Linked DNA regions of Homo sapiens: regions 2 and 3 are each linked to region 1. Evidence: read pairs that join two places in POLR2A ChIA-PET (ENCODE). Cell type or tissue: CD4-positive, alpha-beta T cell. All regions are shown on one strand. Links, peaks and the distances in the headings refer to the core of each region. The heading gives the core; the rest is flanking DNA. Region 1 overlaps TRABD2A (TraB domain containing 2A). Region 2 has its middle 20 kb from the start of TMSB10. Region 3 overlaps DNAH6 (dynein axonemal heavy chain 6).

Region 1 (10,756 bases), core at 1,162-9,161:
TTCTATGGGGGAGACATTCCTAGAAGTAGGACATGCACATTTTCCATTTTGACAGCTACTACTAACAAATTATGCATGTGTGCAAACACACAATGTACTGATATATGCAAATGAGTACATGGCAGTCATGGACAGGGAACTCAAAAAGAAAGGACTTTCTAATAGTTAAAAATGTCTTACAAGACATTTTACAAGTGAGTGACTTGAGAAGGTAAGTGTTCAAAAAGAAGAGCTTGGATGGTTGGGATGCTATGGGGGGATTAAGCATTGGGTAAGAGATTAGAACAGCTGACATCTAAGGTCTTAAATTCAGCCTTCTGGTACACTCTAAAAAAGCACTGAGACTCTCACCAAGGTGACATCACCCACTGGTGGCTCATTTTTTTCTGGGTCCTTCCAAATGCAATGCCTCTTTCAGGTAAGCCTCAGAGAACAACAGCTGTGTATGACCCTGAGCCCATCTCCTTGAGTGTTTGCAGAGACTTAGACTGGGCTGTGCTTGTCCTCTGCCATAGATACAGACGTCCATTGTATCCCTAGTTGGGATGGCCTGGATTTTGCTGGGACCCTCCACTAGTGGCCTCCAATGATAAAGAGTTTTTCTCAATAAATAAGGCCTTTCTGTGTATCTGAAGCAGACACTTTTGCAGGTAGCAAGAATGGCAAGTAGCAAGCTTTAAGCATAGCTACTGTTTCTTATAGCACAGGACAGGACAGGACAGGACAGAAATCTTTATAGACTTCTAGGGAAGCAGCCTGGTTAGTGCTAAGGTCTTGGAGGTCTCTGGCTTCTTCCCCTAATGGCCTGGCCACATCCAGCAGGCTTTTCACAGCCTGTGGCTGGTCAGGCCAGCAGCATGATGTTAGGTGGTGGAGGAAGGGGCTGGTGGAAGCCATGGCCACTGTTACCATTTGGATGCAGTTCTGCACATCAATCACTTCTCTTTTGCTAATCAGGATAATGTTGCTCTCAAACACTCTCCTTCCTTGGATCATTGTTGCTGAAGGCCCCCCATGGAGGGGTTGAGCATGCCTACTGCTTGGCCATCAGGAGCTGGTAATACAGTAACATAGATTCACCGTTCATGGCGCCACCTGTTTTTTGATGAGGGGAGGGGCAAACTATAGTTCTAGGGCAAGGGAGTGACTGAGACAGCTCATCTCTCTCTGGGGCCTCCACCTTGACCCCAAACTCCTACTGAGTGTTTGCATTACCCGCTACTGCCCTCTGTGACTGGTTGCTGTCACACGCCCATTGGTTCTTGCCCCCTCTCCAACCCAAGAGCTACTCTGTCAGGGTAGGACCACCACCATCTTCTTCCCCAAGTGCAGTTCAACCTCCTAGAGGACAGGCGGACTCTGTGGGGGTGGAGGAAGGGTGAGGAATACTATTATTATTATTGTGATGATTATTATAATTGTAAACCCATCCTGCTAACAGCTTTGAGTACTTTGCTGTCCATCTCCTGGATGCTCAGAGTTCTAATATTCCACCACACTTCCTTTTGTCCTTTTTTTCCCAGGGGATTGTGCTTTTCCCCCAGGTGCTGTTGAAAGATTGACAGTGAGTGACAAGGACCTAGGTGAAGGCATTTGCTACCTGGCAATTTTTTGTTCAAGAGAACCCGTTGGAGGTACATCAGTGTTAGTAGCTTGGCAAGACGGCATTAGAGAGGAAATCTCCTTGGAACATTCCACCAACTGGACTTGGAAACTTAAAATGTGAATTTCTTTTGAAATAATGTTTTAAAGGGTGATTTCTAGGCTAGTCCATAGAAAGGCTTATGTTTCTTTGGAAAAACCGTAGAAAACACTACGACTGGCGGAAGCATGCTGGCCCATTCTGCCAACACCTCAACAGCCCACATCCCTTCTGGCGAGAGTGAGTCAGACTCTAAAAGCTATGGTGCAGGGAATTGGCATTCAGACACCTGTTGGCGACTTGAGCCAGCAATTGATTGCAGTGCAGCAAGACCAGCACCTCTCTAAGGCATTTTTTTATTTGCAAGAGTTGGACATGTCGGGTATTCATTTCTTCAGGTTCTTGAGGCTCTAACTCTGACAAGTCCTGTCTGTGGTTTCCAGCCTTGCCTGTGTATTGCAGTCACCTGGGGGTGGAGGTAGGTGGAGATTCATGAGAGCATAGCTATGATTACAGAAGATGCCCATCTGGTGTACAAGCTGGTGTACAAAAGAGCTGGTTTACAAGCTTGGCTTGGTTTATATGCAGCAATTACTCAGCATGGAGCAGCCCTGGATGCACGATGTGAGCTGGTGCCTAAGATGAAGGGAAATAAGCAAGCTTATGGGTGGGTAGATCATGCCAAGGTTTATGTCAACAATGAAGTGGTGGAGAATGAGTTGCAATCTGTGGTTTGGGAAATATTGGCTTCGAAGGCCTCAGGGCAAATCAAATCATCTGGGTGTCTGGAAGAGGAGGCTGGTCTGAGATCTGGGAGAAATGAGCCCTGAATCCTTACAGGATTGTCTGAAATACTGAGCTGTAGAATTCTGCTTGGGTTTCTCCTTGGAGTCAGCCAGGGGCAGCCTGAGCCCAGAGCAGAGGTCTCAGGACGGCTTTGGGTTGGGACAGTAGGGGATACATCTGGGGGTCTGCAGCAAGGGGTTTCCTAAACTGCTTTTTCACTTAAAAGACTGCAGGGAACCTTGATTTTGTCCCTTTTTGTAGTCAGAAATTTTCCTTCTCCATTTCTGTGATTTGCCTCAGTCATTGATGTTATCCTATGGCTAGGATAGCTCGGGCTGCATTTCCTTCAGAAACAGTGAAGGCTACTCGTTCACCAGACTTGGGCTTTTTATTTCCTGCTTGTTTTATCTTACATTATAATATATAGTTTCAGGACCAGGCAGTGGCTTACACCTGTAATCCCAGCACTTTGGGAGGCCGAGTTGGGTGGATCACTTGAGGCCAGGAGTTCAAGACCAGCCTGGCTAATATGGCGAAACTCCGTCTCTACAGAATTACAAAAATAGCTGGGCGTGGTGGTGGGTGCCTGTAATCCCAGCTACTCGGGTGGCTGAGGCACAAGAATCGCTTGAATCTGGGAGGCAGAGGTTTCAGTGAGCCGAGACCATGCCATTGCACTCCAGCCTAGGTGACACAGCAAGACTCCATCTCTTTCTCTCTCTCTGTCTCTCTCTCTATATATGTAATATATATAAAATATATAATATATAATATAAATTATATATATAAAATATATTTTCAGTATTTGTTCATGGAAAGGCTTTTATTGACTAAAGCCTTTGTTTGAGTTTTATTGGCCAAAGCAGCAAAACGAAAGTGGAGACTATCTATCTGTCTGTCTGTCTGTCTGTCTGTCTGTCTGTCTGTCTATCTATCTATCTATCTATCTATCTATCTATCTATCTATCTATCTATCATTTTTATGTGCAGACAGCATCCATGGAAAGAGATACAATGTGTTGACAGCAGTGGTTGCTGATTGGGGAACGGGAATTGGAAGGCAATCTATTTCTTTACACTGTTTAAAATTTTTACCATATGCATACTGTTAGAAAAAAAGGAACGCTGAGATCGACATGTGTTATGGGTTGAATTATGTCTTCATCCCCAAATTCTTACATTGTAGTCCCAATCCCAAGTATCTCAGATTGTGACTATGTTTGGAAACAGGGTCTTTGCAGGTGAGGAAGTTAAGATGAGGTCATTAGGGTTGGCCCTACTCAAAAATGACTGTTCTTATAAAAAAGGGAAATTAAGACACAGAGATAGATACACATGTGGGAAGAACACTATGTAGATCGGAATTATGTAGCCACAAGCCAAGGAACCACCAGAAGCTAGGAGAGAGGCCTGGAATAGATGCTTTCCCAACTTCTTCAGAGGGAGCATGACCTCGTCAACACTTTGGTTGCACACTTCTAGCATCCAGAATGGTGAGGCAATACAATTCTGTTGTTTAAGCTACTCAATTTGTGGTATTTTGTTATGGCAGCCCTAGGAGCCTAACACAACACATGAAAAACGTTAACAGAAACTGTAAAGGAAGGATTTGAATGGAGAAAGGGAGGCACAGTGGGAGGCAGTGAGCACTGGCCGGGTGGATCCATCCAGGACCCTTGTGCCTGCTCCTTTGCCTTTCTCCCCTCCTGGCCACTGTCCCCAGCTCCTGGCTGAGCATACTGCTCATGGCACCTGGCCTTTTTGGATCTCCAGGAACAACAGTCCTTGTACCCCAGGTGTGTTCAGCTGATTCATGTGAGGTGACTTAATCAGTGACAATGCCCCATTCAGGATGGCCCTCCTGGAAGACGCCCTGGGGTCAACTTAACTGGTGGGAGTTTCTGAGCAATTCTCTTATCCACAAGCCACATCCTGAAACCCCAAATTTGTTAGACTGGTTCAGACTTCTCCAAGCACAGCAAGGAGAGTAAATTATGTAAGGATGACTGACAGTCATTAGTTCTATCAGAGAGGGGTCCTTCAGAGATGCCATAGTAGTTTATGAGGATGCTATATCTGGGCCTCAGTCATTTGAATGGGAGTGAGTTTAGGGTTGTGCATTGCTCCTGTGGTGCCCATGGAGATTTCCCTTGGAGCACCGCCCTGCCCTGGACTTGGCTCCTCACTGGAGAGGGAGTTACCTCCTCTAGCTCCACAGATGGCTACCCATGGCCTGACCAAAGGTTCACTCCAAGGGAGGCACCTTCAGCAGGGCCCTGCCCCTGCCCAGCTTCCCTCCAGGGCAGCCTGAGGCATGGACTACTAGGTCTGGGCAGTGCAGGTGATAAAGGGCTGCCATCTGGAGTGGGACAGCTGGATAGCAGTGACCTGCCTCCCTGGTTTGTGGTGGTAGTGTGCGAACAGGCACCTTGAGTCATCAGGGGAGTATTCTGGCTCCAAGGAAACCCTGTAAGGACACTTTGATCCCACTCAGAGACTGTTTCTTCAGGAATCCGTCTTGGGTCTTTCTCCAAGGAGTCTGTTTCAGTGAGGGCTTTGCCTTGCTTAACATAAACAGTGCCCCAGAGACTTCCCCACATCTCAGCTAAGCCAGCGAAGGAGGGATTTGGGGTGGGCTGCCTTGTCTGATGACCCCAGGCCAAGCTGTCTTTGAGGCTCATCATGGAGCCTTCCTCTGACTTTCATTGACTGCGTCTCTTTGGACATACAGCGACCACTGTGTTTGGTGTTTGGCACCTGCTGGTGAGCACAGTGGGGGCAGGATCCTTGCTCTTCTCAGCCAAGGAAATCCAGCCCCTTCTACCTCATCACTTAGCTGGTCTCTCGAGGCACTGTATCTCTTGATCTTTTAGGTCAACGGCTTATCTTGTGCTGGGTTTTAATCTGTGAGAAGCTTAAGGCCTTTCATAAGTAGTTGGGGTATAAATAAGCACACATGAAAGCCATGCTTCCCCTGGGTTGTTATTTGGATCATTGCAGCAGCTCTGAAAGGAAAGGCGTGTGGTGATTACAGGAAATCATGCTAGAGATTTAAAAAGTACATTTCTGTGGTTTTTAGCAACAAAAGAAAGATTCAGCACTAACTCTGATGCACAGCCCACTGTTCAAACTTCCTTAAAAGAAGAGTGTTTATAGTATGGTCTCCTCACCATAGTGCTCAGTGACACAAGGTGACCTCCCTCCCCTCCAGGAAAAATAGAAAGCAATGACCCTGGGATGATCAAGGGTTTTGATTTGCTTGTGTATGTGCTGTCCTGGCAAGCCTGAAATCAGAGAGTTTAACTTTGGGCCTCTGCCTTTCCTTCTCCTCCCAGAAGCTTCTATGATACACTAGACCTCCTTTCCACCCATCTTTTCAAGATTTTTCTTGAAAAATGCCCCCTTTTTCAGGTAAAATGAAAGCTCCATTAAAGGCAAGGATCTTGTCTTGTTCATGACTGTATCTTCAGTGCTTGGAACAGTGGGCATATAATAACTATTTATTGACTGAATTAATGAATAGAAGGGATGAATGATTGAAATTTAGGATCATTTAGTACTGTGACTTGCCTTGATTCTGTCCTTGATTAGTTGACACAGAATGAACTCTCATGATACCCTTCATCATCCCTTATGCCCTTCCATTCTTGATGTTCAGTCTATCAACCACTCAGTTTCCAGAATCCTAGAGTAACTCAGGATCACAGTTGGCATTTTGCTACCCTTCTTCCCCCGCCCTTGTCTCCCCCAACTTTGCTGTTCCCAGGCCTTCTGGTCCTTGAGGACCACAGGGCCAGAAACCTGTCACTGATGAACACCATTAGCCAGGTCACTGTCCTAATGTCCATCTTCCACCAGGGATTGTGTGTAATTCTCAGTAGGGGAGTACCTGATATCTTAAATCATTATAATGCACAAAACTCTCCAGTAGTCATTTTATTTATTTATTTTTTGAGAAGGAATCTTGCTCTGTTGCCCAGGCTGGAGTGCAGTGGCACAATCTCAGCTCACTGCAACCTCTGCCTCCCAGGTTAAAAGCGATTCTCGTGCTTCAGCCTCCCAAGTAGCTGGGATTACAGGCACCTGCCACCATGCCTGGCTAATTTTTGTATTTTTAGTAGAGACAGGGTTTTACCATGTTGGCCAGGCTGGTCTTGAACTCCTGACCTCAAGGGATCCACCTGCATCGGCCTCCCAAAGTGCTGGGATCACAGGTGTGAGCCACCGCGCCTGGCCTAAAGTTCTTATTTAATCTGTGATGTGGCCCATACACAGTCTGCCCCAGTTTGCAGACTGACATGTCTGTTACAATGGGTAACTCAATCTTCTCCAAATACCAAGAAAACCTTAAGAAAGAAAAATGTTTCAAAATTAATGGACACTCTTTGAGGAAGGTATTTAAGCACCAGGTAACCTGGGCTTGTGCTCAATGCCTTTAAGAGAATAGCAAAGCTCATCAGCAGGTATTTGTGAGCCAGTCAGACTGAGGATTTGGCTTGGATGAGTTAGATGGAGACAGAATATGTGGGACTTGGGCCTGGGGCCAGGCATACCTGATAGGTGTTTCATAATGCCCCTCTCTCTTCCCTCCCAAACCTTTGAAGGTTTGTTCCTCCAGCTGATCTGAAGTCAGTTGGCAATTCCCAGTTGTTGTGGGTAGGCCCTAATTGTATGGCTTTAGAATGCAGGGGCTTATACCTGTGGAAGGCTGAGTTGTCTCATTTAGATCAGTTTGCAGACAAGCACCCGGGTGTATCTGCTTTTCTGGCAAGGCTGTGATCCCACATGTACCAGTCTGTTCTCACACTGCTAATGAAGACATACCCAAGACTGGGTAATCTGTAAAGGAAAGGGGTTTAATGGACTCACAGTTCCACTTGCCTGGGGAGGCCTCACAATCATGGCGGAAGGTGAAGGAGGAGGAAAGGCGTGTCTTACATGGTGGAAGGCAAGAGAGCGTGTGCAGGGGAACTCCCCTTTATAGAACCACGAGACTTATTCACTATCACGAGAACGGCATGGGAAAGACCTACCTCCATGATTCAATTACCTCCCACTGGGTCCCTCTCACAACACGTGGGAATTCTAGGAGCTACAATTCAAGATGAGATTTGGGTGGGAACACAGCCAAACCAAATCACCGCATGACCAAGCAGATTTGTTACCTGCTCTGGCTTGTGACCAATAGAGGGATGGGAAGGATGGGAACACAGTATGGTCTAGAGGGTACCAAGACAGAAGAGGCTATTGTGCAGAACCTTGGGGAGACGCCTTCCAGAGAGACTGGAGGTGCCTCTGCCAGAGAAAAGGAGGAGGTATTGAGAGAAGAGAGGATGGAGGGGTTTTACAGAGAGATCTGTCTCCTTTGGTTAAGGTTGCATCACAGGCACAGGAAATATTAGAGTAACTGAGGGAGGTAAACTATGTGGAAGGAGGGATGCTGTGGTTTGAATGTGTCCCCTCCAAAATTCAGATGTTGCTAGTGTGATGGTATTAAAAGGTGAGGCCTTTAGGAGGTGATTAAGCCATGAAGGCTCCTCTTTATAAGGACCTTTTTGGGATTAAGACTCCTCTTTATAAGGCCTTTATGGGATTAAGGCCCTAATAAAAGAGGTGTCATGCAGCCATTCAGTTAGCTTGCCCTTCTGTCTTCTTCCATGTGAGGATGCAGCAAGAAGGCCCTCACCAGACCAAAGGCCAGTGCCTTGATCTCGGACTTCCCAGCCTCCAGAATGGTGAGAAATATATTTCTGTTCCTCATAAATTACCCAGTCTCAGGCATTTTGTTGTAGCAGCACAAATGGACTGAGACAAGGGGTACGCAGTGGGCCTGTGCCACCTTGGCCCATGGGAGGCAAACCAGGAAGCCTTGTCTCCTCACCACTCAGAATGAGGAGAACATGTGAAAGGAGAAAGGGGTTGGGGCTGGGTAGGGTCATTTGCTGACTTAAGACCTCTAATGCGTTGTCTCTGGAGAGTTGAAACATCTTGCTAAAGACCTCATAGTCAGTCTTTGCTGCAACACAGATGGACCAAGCCTGTCTGTATTGCAGCAAAGAGTGAGGAGATATTCCAGCAAAGGCAGCATCCTGTATGCTGATTACTGGGGAAGCACAAGAAAGGGGAGCTGTCAGAGGCTATAGAGCTGCATCTGTACCTGGGGAAAGTGAGAGAGAAAATTCCACGGGTTGTAAGTGTTGTCTGGAGCCTCGTAGGGGGTGGCCAGCCCCACTACCCACCTGATACCAGGAACCCTACCTCCCCACCTCTGACCCAGCTCTCCAGTGCCCAGGAGAATTCCCTGCTTTGTAAAATGAATTCTCCTGGACACTGGAGATCTGGGTCAGAGCTGGAGAGATAGGGTTCCTGGCATCAGGATCTTGAATCTGGATTTTCCCAAAATATGTTTCAACAAAGCTTTCTCTTGTGATGTATGCCTCAAATATGTTTGGGAAACCTGGCATACTCTGTTCCCCATCAAGGAGACCCACATCGCACATTAGTATATTAAAGACTCTGAGAAGTTCTGTAAAATTAAAACCTGTTTAATTTTCTTTTCTTTTCTTTTTTTTTTTTTTGAGACAGAGTCTCACTGTCATCCAGCCTGGAGTACAATGGCACAATCTTGGCTTACTGCAACCTCTGTCTCCTGGGTTCAAACGATTCTCTAGCCTTAGCCTCCCAAGTAGCTGGGACTAGAGGCACATGCCACCATGCCCAGCTAATTTTTGTATTTTTAGTAGAGACATGTTTCACCATGTTGGCCAGGCTGGTGTTTAATTTTCTTTAGCCTTCATTTCCCATTTTTTCACATTAACTTCCCTTAATATCCCATGGATCTAATGACGCCATTAGCTGGGAATGCTGCATTGATGGTTAGAAAAGATGTGGATAATGCACTGGTTTCTGCCCAGTCCTTTACATAATTGGGACCCACTGGTAGGTGTGTCTGTGAGTCCCCAGCCCTCTCGCTGCCCCACCTCCTAGCTTCTATTCCTCACAAGCCAGCTCTTGGGTTCCCTCACCTCTTGGTCACACTCATGGAAGAGTTCCAGGTTGTCTGTGTCCTCCATAAGGCAGTTCCCTAGGTGTGTCTGATTGGGGCTGATTTGGGAAGGACTGTTCTCCTTTTCTTTGGATGCTGTCCAGGGATTTGTGTTCCCTTTTTTAAGTAGCACTATCCACGTCCTTACATAACGAGCACAAAGGTGAAGGTATTTCCAGCCATGGACAAAAGAAATAAGATGGCAGCAAACAGTTGCCTTGTTAGTGAACTTAAAAGAGACCTTTCTTTTAGGTCATCTTTGCTTTGAACCAGACCCTCCTGCAGCAGGAAAGCCTGCGAGCAGGCAGTCTTCAGATCCCCTACACGACGGAGGATCTCATCAAACACTATAACTGCGGGGACCTCAGCTCCGTCATCCTCAGCCATGACAGCTCCCAGGTGAGCACCCTTTCCCCCTGCCAAGCTCAGCACACATTTAATTATAGGAATAAAAACATTACCTGGCAACATGTACATCCTGTGTACAAAGGATTGAGGTCATGAGGGCTCTAGAAATAAAGTGGGCAGATTTAGATGTCATTGAATGAGGCACTACAGCGAATGAAAGCTTTACAAACCTTGTAAGAACAGAGAGGGGCATTGATGAGGGTTAATTCCAGTATTCCAGCCAAAGGATGAAGCTTCAAAGGATTTAACAGTAGGCCACATGAACCAGCCTTGAGGAAGGGAAGGGTTCTGAGTCTGATGGCCTCCTGGCTGACTTAGGTCATACTTTTGCAAAATGATGGGGCAGAACTTTGACTGCAGCTTCAGTGGCCTCTAGGAACATGTGAACATGATATAGCTGTGTATTCACAGAATGCTTACAGGCTTAGGGCATCAGAGCTGGGAAGGCTGCTAGCATTTGCAGACGTGGATCATTGCATCCTGTGGTATTGCAGGATGAGTGTGGCTGAGCTGGTGGATTGAGTGTTTGCCCAGCTCAGGCCTTACCTGTGGGCCATTGAGTGGAAGGAAGTAGCTGCTCAGCCTCAGAAGATCATGGTCTCCTTCCAGGAGGGAAGTGGTACGGATCTTTGTTATGCTTTTATCAACAGGCTTCCCATGGGACAAGCCATGGTGCCTTCGCCTCCTCTCTAGGACTACATGCAAATAGCAAACACCAGCTAAACTTCTGAGGTAGGGGAGTGTGTTGTTTCCCCCACCCAGGACTGGTGTCCACATGCATGAAGACACTGGAGAGGGGAGACAGGAGCTAGTGGGTGTGGGTGATGCTGTACAGGTCTATGTTAAATCTGGGGACCCAACCATAAGGAGACATG
Region 2 (10,756 bases), core at 1,418-9,417, 79 kb before region 1:
GGAAGTACTGGGATTATAGGCGTGAACCACTGCGTCCGGCCAGATTATCGATTTTTGATTTTTCTTCTTTTACATTTATATGTAATGCTATAAATTTACCTTTAAGCACTGCTTTCACTATAGCCTACAAATGTTGATGAGTTGTAGTTTCTATTTTTTTTTTTGAGATGAGTCTCACTCTGTTGCCCAGGCTGGAGAGCAGTGGTGCGATCTTAGCTCACTGCAACCTCCACTTCCCAGGTTTAAGCGATTCTCCTGCCTCAGCCTCTCGAATAGCTGGGATTACAGGTGCCCGCCATCACACCCAGGTAATTTTTGTATTTTTAGTAGAGATGGGGTTTCACCATATTGGCCAGGCTGGTCTCCAACTTGTGACCGCAAGTGATTCACCCGCCTTGGCCTCCCAAAGTTCTGGGATTATAGACGTGAGCCCCCGCGCCTGACCTGTATTTTCATTTTTATTTAGTTCAAAATATGTAAACATTTCTCTTGACAGCTCTACTTTCACCTATTTATTTGGAATATTTAAAATTATGTTGTTTATTCTCCATATATTTTGGGATTTTCCAGCTATCTTTCTCTTACTGGTTTTTAATTTAATTCCACTGTGGTCTCAGAACATATTTTGTATTATTTCTATTCTTTTAAATTTGTTGAGGCATGTTTTGTGGCCCTGAATATGGTTTATCTTGGTGAATATTATATGTGAGCTTGAGTATAATGTGTATTCTGCTGTTGCTGGATGAAATATTCTATAGATGTCAATTAGATCCAATTGATTGATGATGCTGTTCAGTTCAACTATATCCTTACTGATTTTTTGCCTCATGAGTGGGTCAATTACTAATACAAGGGCGCTGAAGTCTCCAACTAAAATGGTGAATCTGTCTATTTCTCATTGCAGTTCCATCAGTTTTTGCTTCACATATTTTGATGCTCTGTTGTTAGGTATATCTAGGTTAAGAATTTGTTATATCCCTCTGGAAAACTGACTCCATTGTCATTACATACTGCCTTCTTTATCCATGATATTTTCCTTGTTTTGAAGTCTGCTTTGTCCAAAGTTAATATAGCTATTCCAGTTTTCTTTTTGGATTAGTTTTAGCATAATATATCTTACTTCATTCTTTTATTTTTAATTAATCTGAGTTTTCATATTTAAAGTGGATTTCTTGTATACACCATCTAATTGGGGTTCTTTTAAAAATCCACTCTGATGATCACACCATCAGAGTAGATTTAAAAAATGGTTCAGATTTAAAATGACTATTGATATAGTTAGATTAATATCTACCATATTTGTAACTTTTCTATTCATGTCACATTTTTTTTTCTTGCTCTGTTGCCCAGGCTGGAATGCAGTGGCGCAATCTTGGCTCACTGCAACCTCCGCCTCCCAGCTTCAAGAAATTCTCCTGCCTCAGCCTCCCCAGTAGCTGGGACTACAGGTGTGCACCACCACGCCTGTCTAATTTTTTATATTTTTAGTAGTGATGGGGTTTTGCCATGTTGGCCAGGCTGGTCTTGAACTCCTGACCTTATGTAATCTGCTTGCCTCAGCCTCCCAAAGTGCTGAGATTACAGGCATGAGCCACAGTGCCTGGCCACGTGTTATTTCCTTTTTTTTTTTTTTTTTTTTTTTGAGACGGAGTTTCGCTCTTGTTGCCTAGGCTGGAGTACAATGGTGCGATCTTGGCTCACTGCAACCTCTACCTCCCAGGTTCAAGCGATTCTCCTGCCTCAGCCTTCCCGAGTAGCTGGGATTACAGGCATGTGCCACTACACCTGGCTAATTTTGTATTTTTAGTAGAGATGGGGTTTCTCCATGTTGGTCAGGCTGGTCTCGAAACTCCCAACCTCAGGTGATCCGTCTGCCTTGGCCTCCCAAAGTGCTGGGATTACAGGTGTGAGCCACCTCTCCTGGCCTATTTCATTTTTTATTGTGGTAAAATATACATAACATAAAATTTGTCATTTATTATTATTATTATTTTTGAGATAAGTCTTAATGCTGTTGCCCAGGTGGGAGTGCAGTGCTGTGATCTCAGCTCACTGCAACCTCTGCCTCCCGGGTTCAAGTGATTCTCCCACCTCAGCCTCCCGAGTAGCTGGGAGTAGAGGTGCAGTCCACCATGCCCGGCTAATTTTTGTATTTTTAGTAGAGATGAGGTTTCAACTATGTTGGCCAGGTTGGTCTCGAGCTCCTGACCTCAAGTAATTCACCCACCTCGGCCTCCCAAAGTGCTAGGATTACAGGTGTGAGCTACCGCGCCCGGCCCCAAAATTTGTCATTTTAACCTTTGTTTTTTTTTTTTTTTTGGACAGGGTCTTGCTCTGTAGCCCAGGCTGGAGTGCAGTGGCATGATCTTGGCTCACTGCTACCTCTGCCTCCCAGGCTTAAGGGATCTTCCAACCTCAGCCTCCTGAGTAGTTGCAACTACAGGTGCACACCACCACACCTGGCTCCTTTTTAAAGTTTTTGTAAAGCTGAGGTCTCACTATATTGCCCAGGCTTATCTGAAACTCCTGGGCTCAAGTGATCCACCTTTGTCTCCCAAAGAGTTGGGATTATAGGTATGAGCCACGATGCCTGACAAATTTTATTTTATTTTATTTTATTTTATTTTATTTTATTTTATTTTATTTTATGAGTATTGTCCTGTAGCCCGGGTTGGAATGCCTGGAGTGCAGTGGTGCAATCTCGGCTTACTGAAACCTCTGCCTCCTGGGTTCAAGAAATTCTCCCTGCCTCAGCCTCCTGAGTAGCTGTGATTACAGGCATGTGCCACCATTCCCAGCTAATTTTTGTATATTTAGTAGAGACGGGGTTTCACCATGTTGACCAGGCTGGTCTTGAACTCCTGACCTCAGGTGATCCACCCACGTTGGCCTCCCAAAGTGCTGGGAATACAGGTGTGAGCCACTGCACCCAGCCATGCCTGACAAATTTTAACAATATTTAAGTGTATAATTCAGTGGCATCATGTACACTCACAATGTTGTATAAACATCACTGCTGGACCAGGTGCGGTGGCTCACACCTGCAATCCCAGCACTTTGGGAGGCCGAGGTGGGCGTATGACAAAGTCAGGAGTTCGAGACAAGCCTGGCAAACATGGTGAAACCCTGTCTCTACTAAAAAATACAAAAATTAGCGGGGTGTGGTGGCGGGCGCCTGTAGTCCCAGCTACTTGGGAGGCTGAGGCAGGAGAATTGCTTGAACCGGGGAGGTGGAGGTTGCAGTGAGCCGAGATCGGCCACTGCACTCCAGCCTGGGCGACAGGGCGAGACTCCATCTCAAAAAACAAAACAAAACAAAACAAAAAAACACTGTTTGTCTGTAGATTTTTTCACCATCCCAGAAACTCTACCCATTAAATAACAACTCCCCATTTTTCCCTTGACTTAGTCCCTGTAAACTCTGTACTACTTTCTCTCTCTCTAATTTGGGCTATTGTAGGCAACGATATAAATGGACTCATACAATATTTGCCCTTTTGTGTCTGGCTACTTCCACTTGTAAATAACGCTGCAGCACTTCACAAGTGTTACAAGTGGTGCAGGTACCATTTATGCATTCACAATTCCTCCTTCCCATCCTTTATAACATTGCGGTTATTCAGTTCACTTATACATATGCTACAATTGCCTAATACATTGTTGCTATTAGAACTTTTATCAGTTATCTATTAGATTAATTAAATATAAGAAAAAGGATTTCATTTTACCTTCACTTATTCCTTCTTGGATCCCTCTCTGAAGAACTTCTTTTTAGCATTTCTTTTTTGTTGCTTTCTGGCCTGGTGTGGCCCTTAGGTATTTAATACTACAGTACTCTCCGAATTGTTTCTGCTTTAGTCAAGTCATGGAGCAGTGGAAACAAAATATAAAATATGTTCCAGTTCTCTGCTGTCACTCCAGAGATGACCACCAGATGGCGCCCGTTCCCACTTCCTAAGGCCTCTTGTCTTCCGCACTGTAGCCGAGACACGCACGCGGGGTACCTGCAATCCGCTGATGGCTGCCGACTGCAGGCTGGTAGTTGAGTTCGTCAGTCTCCCTCCAACCCTGCATGTGTTTAGGACTCTGTGTTTAGGACTCTGTGTTTAGGCGTCCCTTGTAGGAACCAGGGCGGCAGGCTTTCCTCGGGAGCCTGGACGCCTCAGGTCATCATATAGTGATGATGATGGGGGGCCCGCCGGTGAGAGGGATCAGAGGCTGGCGGCACACCCCTCTTAGCACTGGCAGCCATGCCATGCAGGGCCACCCCACTATCCTGCAGGGTCACACACGCACGTCCCTCTGGACCAGGGAAGCTACGCATATGGGTGCAGCTGGGGGTAATTACAGACTGTAGGAGTGGTGGGGTCTGTGGGAGCGCAAGCTCGTCTCGAAGGTATTCATATCCAAAATTGCTTAAGACGCTGTGCTGCTGGCCCGGCACGATGGCCGTAATCCCAGGATTTTGGGAGGCCTTGGCGGGAGGATCACCTGAAGTCAGGAGTTCGAGACCAGCCTGGCCAACGTGGTGAAACCCCGTCTCCACTAAAAATACAAAAATTAGCCAGGCGTGGTGGTGGGCGCCTGTAGCCCCAGCTATTCGACAGGTTGAGGCAGGGGAATCGCTTGAACCTGGGAGGCGGAGGTTGCAGTGAGCTGAGATCACGTTATTGCACTCCAGCCTGGGAGTGAGACCCCGTCTCAAAGAAAAACAAACAAACAAACGACAACAACAAAATGTGCTGGCCTCAAAACGCACATCTGTAAACTACTTACCACCTTTAAAAAGTCTGGCGCGGGATAAAGTCCAAACGCGTTAGCAAGGCCCTGGGGAGCTTCATAGCTCTTCCCACCCTCCTTTCCATCCTGTCTCCCGCCTCTCTCCAATGCACTTTATGCTGTGTCCAGACTGAACGTGCCACGCCCCTCCACGCCCTTTATCCAGGGCGTAAGCCCTTTGTCCGGAAGGCCCTTTCTCCCCGTCTTCATCTCATTCAAGATCCAGCTGACGTGTGGCCCGGACTCCCCGGTGAGCTGTGGGTACATCCCAGGCTAGCTGCTGCAGGACCGTCGCGCCGCTCAACTCCAAGGAGCACCGTTTGCTCTGGAATGTGTGAGAATGGCGCCCCCTGGTGGCCCGGGAGTTGTGCAACGCGGCTGGGCACGCAGCCAGCGCTCACTGCAACTTGTCACTCGGGTCACCCTTCTCCGAGGCCACCTCCACAGCTGGCCACCAGAAGGCACCCTTCACCTTTCCGGGGCCTCCGTATTCATAAGCGAATTGATGACTAGGGAACCGATTTATGCATGGTGGGTGGCGCTGTTGGGTCTCAAGCTTGCCTTTCTCTGCCTAGCCCCGGGACCTCCTGAACCCAGTAGAGGCCTACCTTGAGGTGTATTTCTGCCCCTCTCTCCCCCATAGCTGCTCCTGAATACTCCTCAGCCACAATTTCTTCCCAGGTGGACAATATGGGCTCAAGAAATTGCTCCCTGAGTCATCAGATCCTCTCATGATGCTTAAGCTTTAATACAACATCCCTGCATGCCCCACTTGCCTAGACCTGCCCTGGATCATCAGTCTGTGCCCTCTTGGCTTGGGGAGGCCAAGAATGGGGCCTGCCTGTGTGTGGGCCAGGCAGACAGCCTCCTAGAGAGGTGACTTAGAGGCTCTGGAAGGCTCCCTCGGCTCCCTAAACCTGTGGGCAGGTGGAGAGGACCCAGCGCTGAACATCTCCCAGAAGAGATGGGAACAGCTAGTGGCTGAAGGGACATGCATCATATTCTCAGTAGCGCCTTTAGAATTTCTAAAAAAGAAGAGGCTCAAAGGCAGCAATCTGGTTATGTTATGGGTGGAGGGTGTCCAGGTTCTTGGCAGTTTGAACAAAGGATTGGACAAAATGCACAAACAAAGCAAGGAAGGAATGAAGCAACAAAAGCAAAAATTTATTGAAAACGAGAGTACACTCCACAGGGTGCGAACAGACCAAGCATAGGATTTTCTGGGGTTTAAATACCCTCTAGAGGTTTCCCACTGGCGACTTGGTGTACACTCTAAGTAAAAGAAATAGTGGCCCACTATCAGTCTGATTGGTTGCAGAAATTAACCAATCAGAGGCTGAAGTGAAGTTACAAAGTAACTTACACCTTTGTAAGTGTCTGATTGGTTGTGGAAAGCAACCAATCAGAGGCTGAAGTGAAGTTACAAAGTTACACTCCTATGCAAATATCTGGTTGCAGAAATCAACCAATCAGAGATACTTTCAATTTTCCGTCGGCCCCACAGAAAAGGGGGGTGGGGTTTGCAAAGGGAGTAGCCTCCAGTCCTTTTGTTACTTAGGTGTGGAAAGTTGGGGTTTTCCTTTTGATTTAGTTCTAGAAAGTCAGCGTGAATCGGCCTTAGGTTCCCTGCCTCCAGACCCTATTTTTCTGCTTCAGTCAGGAGGGGGTGGTCTGGGGATGTGGGGGGCAACTATGGGTTTGCCTTGAAACTCTATATGCCTTGTAAGGATGAAGCGTTTGCAGCTTAATTAAAACAGAAACATTTCCAGAGATGCCTTTATTCATGTTTATATGAGGATATTATAAGTGCTTATTTTATTTAAGAGGTTGATGAAGATTATAGTGGGGAAAAGCATCCCTTGGTACAGTTCAGGTCCTGGTGACAGGTTTGTTCACGAGCAGTGTTGGTGGTAAGGAAACTCTGATGGGTTTTAGCATTTTAGTGGGCTAATCCAGGAAGGAATGGGCTGCACCGGGATTACGTGGGTTGACCCCAGGGGAAGAGAATGAGAGGAAGTGTCAAGACAAAGGGAGAGAGGTTTGGGAAACTCCCCAGGACTGGGAGGAGCCAGAAGCCTGCAGTTTCCTCAAGGACCTGAGACTCTCACCCACTCTCTGTGTTCAGGGAAGTAGCCTCCCCTGTAGGAGCACTGATGTGGTAGATATAGTTAATAGTGGGGTGCAGGACCAGATTGAATTTCTTTTTTTTTTTTTTTTTAGACAGGGTCTCACTCTATTGCCCAGGCCTGGAGTGCAGTGGCTTGATCTTGGCTCACTGTAACTCCTGCCTCCCAGGTTCAAGTGACTCCCCTGCCTCAGCCTCCTGAGTAGCTGGGATTGCAGGTGTGTGTTACCACACCCAGCTGCTTTTTTTTTTTTTTTTTTGAGACGGAGTCTCACTCTGTCGCCCAGAGTGCAGTGGTGCGATCTTGGCTTACCACAACCTCCACCTCCCAGGTTCAAGTGATTCTCCTGCCTCAGCCTCCCAAGTAGCTGAGACTACGGGCGCACACCACCATGCCTGGCTAATTTTTGTATTTTTAGTTGAAACGGGGTTTCACCATGTTGGCCAGGATGGTCTTGATCTCCTGACCTCGTGGTCCTCCCACCTCGGCCTCCCAAAGTGCTGGGATTACAGGCGTGAGCCACAGCGCCCGGCCTAGGAAATGAATTCTATACAGAATAATCAGAGTGGTTCCTGTGCCCTTTGGCTGCTTGTGCAGTTAAGCACATTTATCATGACTATTATAAATTATTTCCTTTTAATTATAGCCAAGTTAATCATACACAAAATTTTTTATAGCTTTTCTTTTTATGAACCTTATCATGATTTACACAGACAATTTACAACATGCTTGAACTTTTTGTTTTGTCATAAATTTCCCTCTTTCTTAAATAAACAGTCATTTTACTGTAGGACAAAAATTTACCACATAAGATTATTTCTCATACAAAATTATTCTCTTTTCTTCTTAATCTTTGTTACCAAAAATACATCTTTACATCTGTGACTCTCTTTACATCTCTTTCACCTATTTACTAGTTTCTTTTTACCTTCTTTCATAAATAGGCTTTACATAATCTCTGTATTACATACAATTCTTTTTGTCAAAAGAATATAACTTTATGTCTTCCTTATATTTTTTTAAATGTGCATATTTTATACATAGAATTATATAACTAGAATCAATCCCTCCCTCCCTCCCTCCCCTCCCTCCCCTCCCTCCTTTCTTCCTTCCTTCCTTCTTTTTTTTGAGACAGGGTCTTGCTCTGTTGCCCAGGCTGAAGTGCTATGGCATGATCATGGCTCAATGAAGCCTCCAGCTCCTGGGCTCAGGTAATCCTCCTGCCTTAGCCTCCTGAGAAGCTGGGATTACAGGTGCCCGCCACCACACCCAGCTAATTCTTTGTATTTTCAGTAGAGACAGGTTTTCACCATGTTGGCCAGGCTAGTCTCGAACCCCTGACCTCCCACCTTGATCCACCCACTTTGGCCTCCCAAAGTGCTGGGATTGCAGGTGTAAGCCACCAAGCCTGGCCTAAGAATAAATTTATTATGAGTAGACTCATGCAATTATGGAGGCTGAGGAGTCCCACAATCTGCTTTCGACAAGCTGGAGACCCAGGAAAGCCTGGGCTATAATTCAGTCTGGGTCCAGAGACCTGAGAACCAGAGGAAATGATGATATGAATCTCAGTTTTGAGGCGGCAGAAGATAAAAGATGTCCCAGTTCAAGCAATGAGGCCGCATAAATACTGGGGAGGGCAATCTACTGGGCCCACCAGTTCAAATGCAATTCTCATCCAGAAACACCCTCACAAATATACTCAGAAACAACGTTTAATCTGGGTCCACTCAAATTGACCATAAAATTAACCATCACAGGCTCATACCAAGATGAGCATATTTTGGCTGGGTGCAGTGGCTCACTCCTATAATCCAGCACTTTGGGAGGCCGAGGCGGGTGGAGCACCTGAGGTTGGGCATTCAAGACCAGCCTGACCAACATGGAGAAACCCTGTCTCTACTAACAATACAAAATTAGCCAGTCTTGGTGGCACATGCCTGTAATCCCAGCTACTTGGGAGGCTGAGACAGGAGAATTGTTTGAACCGGGAGGTGGAGGTTGTGGTGAGCTGAGATCGCACCATTCCACTCCAGCCTGGGCAATGAGCGAAACTCCATCTCAAAAATAAAAAATAAATAAAAATAAAGATGAGCATATTTTGCTTTACCAGTTAATATGCTGAATTATGACAACAGATTTCCTAGTATTGAAATTTTATTGCATCCTTGGAATAAACCTTATTTGGCCATGTTTTGTTATTGTAATATACTTTTTTGATTAAATTTACTAGTATTTTATTTAGAAGTTTGCAACAATATTCACAGTAGATTTTGTTTTCAGGATCATATTTGCTTTGTAAATGTTTTGGAAGGCATGTTAGAGTGCTCCAGAGAGAAAGAGCCAATAGGATATGTATATATACAGTTGGCTTCTCATATCCAGGGTTTCTACATCAGGGAATTCAATTAATTGTGGATTGAAAATATCTGGGAAAAAAGCTTTTATACTGAACATGTATAGACTTTGTTTTCCTTGTCATTATTTCCTAAACAATACTGTTTAACAACTATTTGCATAGCCTTTACATTGATATTATAAATAATCTCGAGATGATTTAAAGTGTACTGGAGGATGTGCATAGGTTATATGCAAATACTATGCCATTTTATAGCAGGGATTTGACCATCTCTGGATTTTGCTATCTGCAGGGAGATAAGAATTCCTGTCCTACAGGATATATAACAAAATAGTGATTGTTTTAAGACGCTAAGTCTTGGAGTTATTTGATATGCAGCAATAAGCCAGAACAAAATGTGTTTAAGAATATAGTTTGGCCGCGCACGGTGGCTCATGCCTGTAATCCCAGCACTCTGGGAGGCCGAGGCGGGTGGATCACCTGAGGTCAGGAGTTTGAGACCAGCCTGACCAACGTGGTGAAACCCCGTGTCTCCTAAAAATACAAAAAATTAGCCAGGCATGGTGGCGGGCACCTGTAATCCCAGCTACCTGGGAGGCTGAGGCAGGAGAATCGCTTGAAACTAGGAGGCAGAGATTGCAGTGAGCTGAGATCATGTCATTACACTCCAGCCTGGGCGACAGAAAAAGACTCTGTCTCCAAAAAAAAAAAAAAAAAAAAAGAATATGGGCCGGGCACAGTGGCGCATGCCTGTAATCCCAGCACTTTGGGAGGCCGAGGCGGTCAGATCACGAGGTCAGGAGATCGAGACCATCCTGGCTAACATGGTGAAACCCCGTCTCTACTAAAAATACAAAAAAAAAAAAAATTAGCTGGGTGTGGTGGTGGGCGCCTGTAGTCCCAGCTACTCAGGAGGCTGAGGCAGGAGAATGGCATGAACCCGGGAGGCAGAGCTTGCAGTGAGCCGAGATCGCACCACTGCACTCCAGCCTGGGTGACAGAGCGAGACTCCGTCTCAAAAAAAAAAAAAAAAAAAGAATATGATAGTCCTAGCTACTTGGGAAGCTGAGATGGGAGGATAGCTTGAGCCCAAGAGTTCAAGGCCAGCCTGGGCAACATAACCTGGAACCCATCTCCCATAGATATGAGGGGCGACTGTATATAGATATATGAGAGGGGATTTATTAGGGGAATTGGCTCATGAGATTAGGGAGGTGAAAAGTCCCACGACAGACTGTCTGTAAGCTGGAGACCGTGGAATACCACAGTGGGGCTCAGTTCAAGTCCTAAAGTCTCAGAACCAGGGCAGCTGATAGTGTAATTCTCAGTCCAAGGCCAAAGGCCAAGAACCTGGGGGCTGCTAATGTAAGACCCAGAGTCCAAAGGCCAGGGAGCCTGCAGTTCTGATGTCCAAGGTCAGAAGAAGAAGGATGGCCCAGCTTCAGGAGAGAGAAAAAAAGAATTTGCCTTTTCTCTGCCTTTTGGTTCTATC
Region 3 (8,000 bases), core at 1-8,000, 110 kb after region 1:
TTTAATTAGATTTGTTTTGGCTTTGAAATTAAATAATGTTTGGTAATTTAAAAATATCTCTATATTTACTATCAGTTTTAACCACAAGTATACTATAAATACATCAGTCTCCCCTGCTACCCAACCTAATCAAAAAGTAAAGAATTTAAAATGTAATCAGAAAATAGCAGCAAACCACTTACAAAAAACAAAAACAAAACAAAATATTAGGAAGGTTAAAAATAAAAGGATGCATAGAGATACTTAAGCAAATGTGAGCAAAAAGAAGATTGAAGTGATAAGGGTAATATTAACTAGAATTCAAAGCAAACATAATTAAATGGGACAAAGTAGGTTCTTATATTAATAAAAATAACAAATCCATAATAAAAACATAATAAAATGAACCCAGGTGAGCCAGAAAATAGCATAAAAATATGTCAAATAATAACTGTTAGAGGTAGAAGAAAAAGCAAGAAAAAAATAAAATCAGTCTATGATAAATGAAGTAAACTGAAAATTCTAGCATATGTAATTCAAACACTATAAATAATAGCTGAATACGTTGACATATTTACATTATGCCCTAATAAACGATACATCATCCCCTGCTCCCTGGCTATAGAATATTTATAAGAAATGGATTTGTATCTTGTATGAAAGTTAGGATCACAGTTAGTTCTTACAATGGTTATAACATGTACTAAGAATTCGCACTGACATTTCTGTAGGTACAGAATGCATATGGTATAAGCCTTTCAGAAAGCCAAAATAACTAGTGTGTTCTCCAGTAAGGAAACAGGTTTCTTGGGTTGGCCGTTAGGCACAATTGTTGGCTTGCATTTCAGGCTAGAAAGCAACTTTCTCTAGCTTGTCTGCAGGGGCTCTCCTCTGGGGGCTTAATCATAGCAATCAGAAAGCTAGTGACACAAAAATTTAGTGACACTTCTGACCATGGCCTTGGGGTAGTGTTCATCTTTGCAAGATTTATAATTTATATATGGAATATAGACAATTACAAGGTATGAGACGACAAAGCATACCATGTCACAATACTCTTTAGTTAAAGGTGTCTGCATTATTCTGAAGACCAGGTAGCAGAACCATGTATTGCAAAAGGACTCCTTTTCCAGTGAGGTTCTCATTATTTATTGTGTAATCATTAGGACTCCAGGAAATGATGGGAGAAAATAATGTATAAAATATGCATTAGAAGATGGTATCTAATAATGCATTATTTATTTATTCATTTGGAGACAGATTCTTGCTCTGTTGCCCAGGCAAGAGTGCAGTGGCGTGTTCTCGGCTCACTGCAACCTTTGCCTCCCAGGTTCAAGCAATTCTCCAGCCTCAGCCTCCTGAATAGCTGGGACTACAGGTGCACACCACCACACCAGGCTAATTTTTTGTATTTTAGTAGAGATGGGATTTCACCATGTTGGCCAGGCTGGTCTCCAACTCCTGAGCTCAGGCAATCCACTCGCCTCAGCCTCCAAAAGTGCTAGGATTACAGGCATGAGCCACCACACCTAGCTTAATAATGTATATTTTAAATAACTCCCAATAGGACACGAAGCACTTAGAAATCAAGAAAGACAAAAGATTAAGGCAATTAGGAAGTTTCTGAAGGTAAGATTGACAATGGAATTAGACATCACTTGTAAATATCTAAAGCTCACTTTTAGAATACCAGCCACCTATCAAACTATGTACAAACCTTCATAAGTCTGTAGCATTTCTGGAACAAACCTTGAAATCTAACACATAAAAACAGGAAAGTTTTTTTAAATTGTTGCAATTTTAGTCTCAAAGATATGGATAACACATGGTGCTTTCTATGAAAAAATTATGAGTTGTCCCTATAATTACTTTGCTTTTCAACCTCCACACCTTCCCTCTTCCTTTGCCTCTGTGTAGATGAGGCTCCATCTAGCCCTTTCTGCTTTGGGTCTGTCCCTAACTGTCCATCTCTGGGTTTCTTCTATGAGTATTTTTCTTTTTGTGTTCTATCTCTACCTCTAGCTGTCTCATTTAACTGGTGCATAACATAGAAACAATTTTTACTAGTGGGGGACAAAAGACTAGGGGGGAATGCACTTTTCAATAAGTTAATGCATTTATTGAACAGCTTTTTCTCCCCCTAGTCTTCATTTAGAAATCCAATAAATCTATTAGGATCTTAGAAATTCTGGTTAATGTAGACTTTAAACCACCACACTTAATGGGTTTACTTAGTTAAATAAATATTCATATTAGAAGTATAAGAGTAATTACCAAAAAATAAAAATAGAATTTCAAATCAGTAGAGGGGAAAATAAAGAGTGTGGATGATGCAACTGAAGAAGAAAGGAAGGAGAGGAGAAATAAAGGATATAAAGAAAGGAAGAAGGAAGAAGAAAGAAGAAAAAAGGAAGCAAAGAAAAAGCTGGCAGAAAAATATGCCCAAAATAAAGATGACCAATGTAAGTCCAAACAGATCAGAGTTTCTTAACTTTACTAATATTGACATTTTGGATGCTGTAGTTATTTGTTGTGGAGGGTTGTTCTGAGCACTGTAGGATGTGTAGTAGCATCTCTGGTCTCTACCCACCAGACGCCAGTAGCACCACCCCAGTTGTGGCAAACAAAAATGTCTCTAGACATTGTCAAATGGAAATCTTCCTCAGTCAAGAAGAACTTAAATAAATCAATAGCCATAATAAATATAATCAAATTAAAATTTGTCTGTTAAAAGAAAGACTTTCATGTTCCTCAAAACAACAACAAAATCCTACTAAGATACACCAAAAACATAATGATGACACACAAAAAATGGAAAGTAAAGAGTGCAGAAATATATAGAGTGGGAGTACTAAGAGAGGCTTGCTGTAATAATATTAATATTAGAAGATGTATTTTGAGGTTTTAGGTCAGGATGGCTGACTAGATGCAGGTATTGCGTGCTGCCTCCATGGAGAAGAGCCAGAATAGTAAGCAGATACTCACAGTTCAAACAGGTAATCTAGGAGAGAATGCTTGGATTCATTAGAGAAGAGACATGAAGTACCAGAAGTAAGTAAGGAGAGGGTTCAAGTTAGCTTGCGCAGCCAGGAACTGACTGGGCTGGGAGATGGTCCTGGATGCAGGGAAACAGTAAGAGGGAAATCCCTGGAGCTCCAAAACAGGGTTTTAAGATCTTGGCTACAGGAGAAACCCTTGACCCACTAGGGCCTTGTGCCTGACATATGGAACTGCCTAAAGATTGTACAGAGACATTTCTCTAGAAAGGGAACCCACACACAATCCCACAGGAATCCGAGCCTGGTGCAGCCTCAGCTGGGTGCCATTTTGAGAACCCAGATCCTGGGGATTTACAGACACAGCTGCAGCCACTGTGCTGCTCCAGGGAGGGAGAGGGGAGAACGGGCACACTCATGCACCCCCTAGAGGGTACTTGCTGCCCTGCTATGAGCTGCTGTTGAGACTGAGATATGAGTTGACCACACTTCTCACAGCTTCCTGCTTATGCTGCTTGCCTGAATGGTGCCCCACCCTCTTTAGCCCCAGGCCCAAGGTGCCCTTTTGAGAGTTTAATGCTGGGCTGAGCTCCATGCTTTGTTTAGTTTGGGCTGATGTGGCTGTAGCCTCTGCTTGGCTAAGGAAGAACAGGGAGACCAGGTCATCCTACTCATACCTAGGACAATACTCACAGCTCTGTAGCAGGCTGCTGTGAGACAGATGTGAATGAACCACACTCCCCACAGCTTCTTGATCATGCTGCCTGCCTGGGCAGTGATCCGCCCTCCCTGTTTTCAGGCCCAAGGCACCATTTTGAGAATGTAGTGCTGAGCTGTGCCTCATCCTTGGCCTGAGTTTGGGCTGATGTGACTGCTGCTGCCACCCAGCCAAGCAGGGAAAGGGGACCAAGGCTCTCCTATATATACCTAGGACAATGTCCAATGCCTTGCTACGAGCTGCTATGAGACTGAGACTTGAGTGGACCACACTCCTCACAGCTTCTCGTCCATGCTGCTCGCCTGAGAGGGGCTCCCCACTCTCTAGGTGCAAGCCCATGGCTGACACCATTTTGAGAGGTTAGAGCCATTGTTTGGTAACCTGGCAGCGGTGGCCACAGCAAGCATTTTGGTCTTAGGTGAGATTAAAGTGCTTGTTCTGGAAGGGGAGAAGGGTCCCCACAGGCAGAATTGAGCAGTGAGTGTGGAGAGTGCCCCAGTAGTAGGTGGTGGAATTACGCTCTCTCCCATCACAAGACTGGAGTGGGAGGAGAGTTGCTGAAGCTGAGGTTTTTCCCAGAGGGCAAGACTTTCAGTCAGAGACAGCTTTGCAACCTAGAACTGGTCTGCATGGGTCATAACGGGGTGTCCCAGCCTGTTTCCTTGGTCAGTTGGGGAACAGTGCCCCACCAGCTCTGAGGCGTGGGAGGGAGGCAGACTCCACTCCCCTGGAGATCTAACCCTTGCTGCAGACTGTCCCTAAAGGAGGGGAGAGTGCAGCCCACCAAAGACCCCCTTGGATAAAAGAAAACATGGGTGCAGTGCCAGCCACTGAAGGTGGTACCACCAAAGCCTGGGAATGGACATGGAGAGGGGGTCACACTTGCTCCGCCACCCTTCTTCTCAGTGCCCTGTCATGGATTTGGAAGTGACTCTTCACTTTGGAGTCTGGGGAATGCGGGTTGAAAGAGTCTGTGTCTCAAGCTTCTCCAGCAGCTCTGCCCTACTGAGGGTGAATGTGCTCTGCAGAGGTGCTTTTTGTACTTCTCTAGTGCTTCCACCCCTGCTTGTACCCATCAGTTCTTACTCTTAAGCACCATCTACTAGACTGCATCCTGAATTACGCCACCAAATAAAATTACATTGCTACAACAAACAACCTCTGAGAAAGTCACTGCATGAACCTACTTGCAACCAAGGAACCTGTACAGAGAGTTGGCACTCTGAAAGCACCTAGAAATGAAGCCAATTAATCATACACAATATACATCACAGTCATACCCCCAAGGGAAAAACGAATAAACAAGAAGCCCCAACCAAGTGATACCAAATTAAAAAAAAAAAAAAGAGAAGTATCAGCTCTCTCAGATGAGGAGTAACCAGTGCAGAACCCCAGCAATACAAAAAGACAGAGTGTTTCATCACCTCCAAAGGATCCCACTAGCTCCCAAGCAATGGATCCTAACCAGAATGAAATGTCTGAAATGACAGATATAGAATTCAGAATATGATGCAAAGAAACTCAATGAGATCCAGGAGAAAGTTGAAATCCCACACAAAGAAGCCAGAAAAATGATCCAAGATATGAAAGACAACATAGCTATATTAAGAACAGAACAGAAGATATGAAAGACAACATAGCTATATTAAGAACAAAACCAACAGAAGTCCTGGAATTGAAAAATTCGCATCAGGAAATTCAAAATACAAATGGAAGCCTTAACAACAGACTAGACCAGGCAAAAGAAAGACTTTCAGAACTTGAAGACCAATCTGTCAAAATGACCCAGTCAGACAAAAGTAAAAAAGAATTTAAAAAATGAACAAAGCCTTTGAGAAATATGGGATTATGTAAAGTGACCAAACCTATGACTTACTGGCATTCATGAGAGAGAAGAAGAGAGAATAAGCAACTTGGAAAACATATTTGAGGATATAATTCAGGAAAATTTCCCCAATCTTGCTAGAGAGGTCGACATGCAAATACAAGAAATCCAGAGAACTTCTGTAAGATGCTACACAAGATGACAATTCCCAAGACACACTTGGGGATGGATAGGAGGGATAGGACTAACCCAAGTCCACGTGAAAGAGAACTTTAAAGGCACCTAGAGAAAAGGGTCATGTTGCTTATAAAGGGAAACCTATAAGACTAAAAACAGACTTTTCAGCACAAACCTTACAAGTCAGAAGAAACTGGGGCCTATTTTTAGTATTCTTAAAGATAATAAATGTCAGCCAAGAATTTCATATCCTTCCATGCTAAGCTTCATAAATGAAGGAGAAATAAAGTGTTTCCCAAACAAGTAATCACCAAGGGAATTTTCCACCACCAGACTGGCCCTACAATGCATGCTTAAGGGAGTTCTCAATGTGGAAACAAAAGAATAATGCTTGTTACCATGAAAGCACATGAAAGCACATAGCCCACAGTACCCATAAAGCAACTATACAATAAAGACTACAAAGCAACTAAGCTAACAACATTATGACAGCAACAAAACCTCATATATCAATTTTAACACTGAACATAAATGGCCTAAATGCTCAACTTAAAATACATAGAGTATCAAATTGAATGAAAAAACAAGACCCATTCTTCTTCTATCATCAAGAGACCCAATCTCACATGTTATGACACCTATAGGCTCAAAGTAAAGGGATGGAGAAAGATATGTCACGCAACGGAAAACAAAAAAAAGCAAGGGTTACTGTTCTTATATCAGAATTTAAACCAACAAAAATAAAAAAGGACAAAGAAGGGCATTAAATAATGATAAGGGGCTCAATTCAACAAAACATCTTAAGTGTCCTAGATATATGTGTATCCAACATTGGAGTACCCAGACTTATAAAACAAGCACATCTAGGCTTAATGAAAGACTTTGGCAGTACACAACAATAGTCACACAACACACAACACCCCATTGATAGCATTTGATAGATCACTGAGGCAGAAAATTGACCAATTCTGGACATAAATTCGACATGACCATTTGGACCTAATAGACATCTACAGAATACTCTCCCTAACAACCACAAGATACCCATTCTTCTTATCTGCATATGGAACATACTCTAAAATTGACCACATGCTTGGTCATAAAGCAAGTCTCAATAAACACAAAAATATCAATATCATACTGAGCATCTTCTGAGACAACAGTGAAATAAAAATAGAAATCAATACACAGAAGATCTCTCAAAACCATAAAATTACATGGAAACTAAACAAATTGCTCCTGAATGACTTTTGGGTAAACAATGAAATCAAGGCACAAGTAAAAAACTTTTTTGAAACAGATGAAAACAGACATGGAATGTATCAAAACCTCTGGGATGCAGCAAAGCAGTGTTAAAGGAGAGTTTATAGCACTGAAAAACTACATCGAGAAGTTAGAAATGACATCGAGAAGTTAGAAAGGTCTCAAATTAACAAACTAACCTTGTACCTAAAGGAAATAGAAAAATAAAACAAATGAAACTCCAAACTAGCAGAAGAAATAAAAGAACTATAATCAGGGCAGAAATGAACAAAATTGAGACCTCAAAAACCATACAAAGGATCAATGAAACAAAAAGTTGGTTTCTCGAAAGGATAAACAAGATTGATAGACCATAAGCTAGATTAACAAGGAAAAAAATACAGAAGATCCATAATCATAATCAGAAATAACAAAAGTGACATCACAAATGATCCCCCCGAAATATAAAGGATCCTCAGAGGGTATTATGATGAGCATCTCTATGCACACAAACTAGAAAAATCTAGAGAAATGGATCAATTCCTGGAAACACACAACCTCCCAAGATTGAACCCGAAAAAAACAAAAATCCTGAACAGATTAATGATGAGTAATGAAGTTCAATCAGGAATAAAAACCTACCAACCAACCAACTAACGGAAAAAAAAGCCCTTTACAACCAAATTGTACCAGATGTACAAAGAAGAGCTGGTACCAATTCCACTGAAACTATTCCAAAAAATTGAGGAGGAGGGACTCCTCACTATCTCATTCTATGAAGTTAGCATCATCCTGATACAAATATCTGGCACAGACACAAAAAGAAAAGAAAACAAAGGCCAATATCCCTGATGAAAATAGACTCAAAAATCTTCAACAAAATACTAACAAACTGAATTCAGCAGCATATAAAAAAGTTAATTCATCATAATCAAGTGAGCCTTATTCTTGGGATGCAAGGATGATTCAACATATAGAAATCAATAAATGTGATTCACCTCATAAACAGGACTAAAATCAAAAACCATATGATCACCTCAATAGACGAGGAAAAGCATTTGAT

The links. ChIA-PET counts read pairs that join two places held together with the same protein. Peaks named below come from ENCODE experiments on the same cell type or tissue, not always from the same donor. Only the 100,000 strongest peaks of a DNase experiment are listed, where the experiment ranks them.
Region 2: POLR2A ChIA-PET joins it to region 1 with 23 read pairs; 5 of 35 experiments call an interaction of 5 or more read pairs at or near these places.
Region 3: POLR2A ChIA-PET joins it to region 1 with 10 read pairs; 6 of 35 experiments call an interaction of 5 or more read pairs at or near these places.

What each region holds. Positions count from the first base shown.
Region 1 is chr2:84,840,977-84,851,732 of GRCh38, reverse strand. TRABD2A (TraB domain containing 2A) reads left to right here. Exons shown (of 7, transcript NM_001277053.2): 3 at 9,726-9,872. Among named protein-coding and RNA genes, the nearest start is that of TRABD2A, 35 kb to the left of the region's middle. RefSeq lists enhancers at 4,211-4,710, 4,711-5,212. In CD4-positive, alpha-beta T cell, for the core only: no CTCF peak of the experiment used is centred there; DNase peaks (open chromatin) are centred at 1,882, 4,828, 5,412 and 7,382; H3K4me3 peaks cover 1,449 bases; H3K27ac peaks cover 7,942 bases.
Region 2 is chr2:84,920,369-84,931,124 of GRCh38, reverse strand. No RefSeq gene overlaps it. Among named protein-coding and RNA genes, the nearest start is that of TMSB10, 20 kb to the right of the region's middle. RefSeq lists enhancers at 3,910-3,959, 4,600-4,649, 4,401-5,062, 5,997-6,046, 10,600-10,756 and 1 more and a cis regulatory region at 10,660-10,756. In CD4-positive, alpha-beta T cell, for the core only: CTCF peaks have their summits at 3,728, 3,927 (motif pointing right), 4,963 and 5,175 (motif pointing left); DNase peaks (open chromatin) are centred at 3,974, 5,174, 6,244 and 6,824; H3K4me3 peaks cover 2,642 bases; H3K27ac peaks cover 1,585 bases.
Region 3 is chr2:84,737,054-84,745,053 of GRCh38, reverse strand. The region is part of intron 62 of DNAH6 (dynein axonemal heavy chain 6); the gene reads right to left. Among named protein-coding and RNA genes, the nearest start is that of TRABD2A, 140 kb to the left of the region's middle. RefSeq lists an enhancer at 3,492-3,541. In CD4-positive, alpha-beta T cell, for the core only: a CTCF peak has its summit at 3,356; a DNase peak (open chromatin) is centred at 3,403.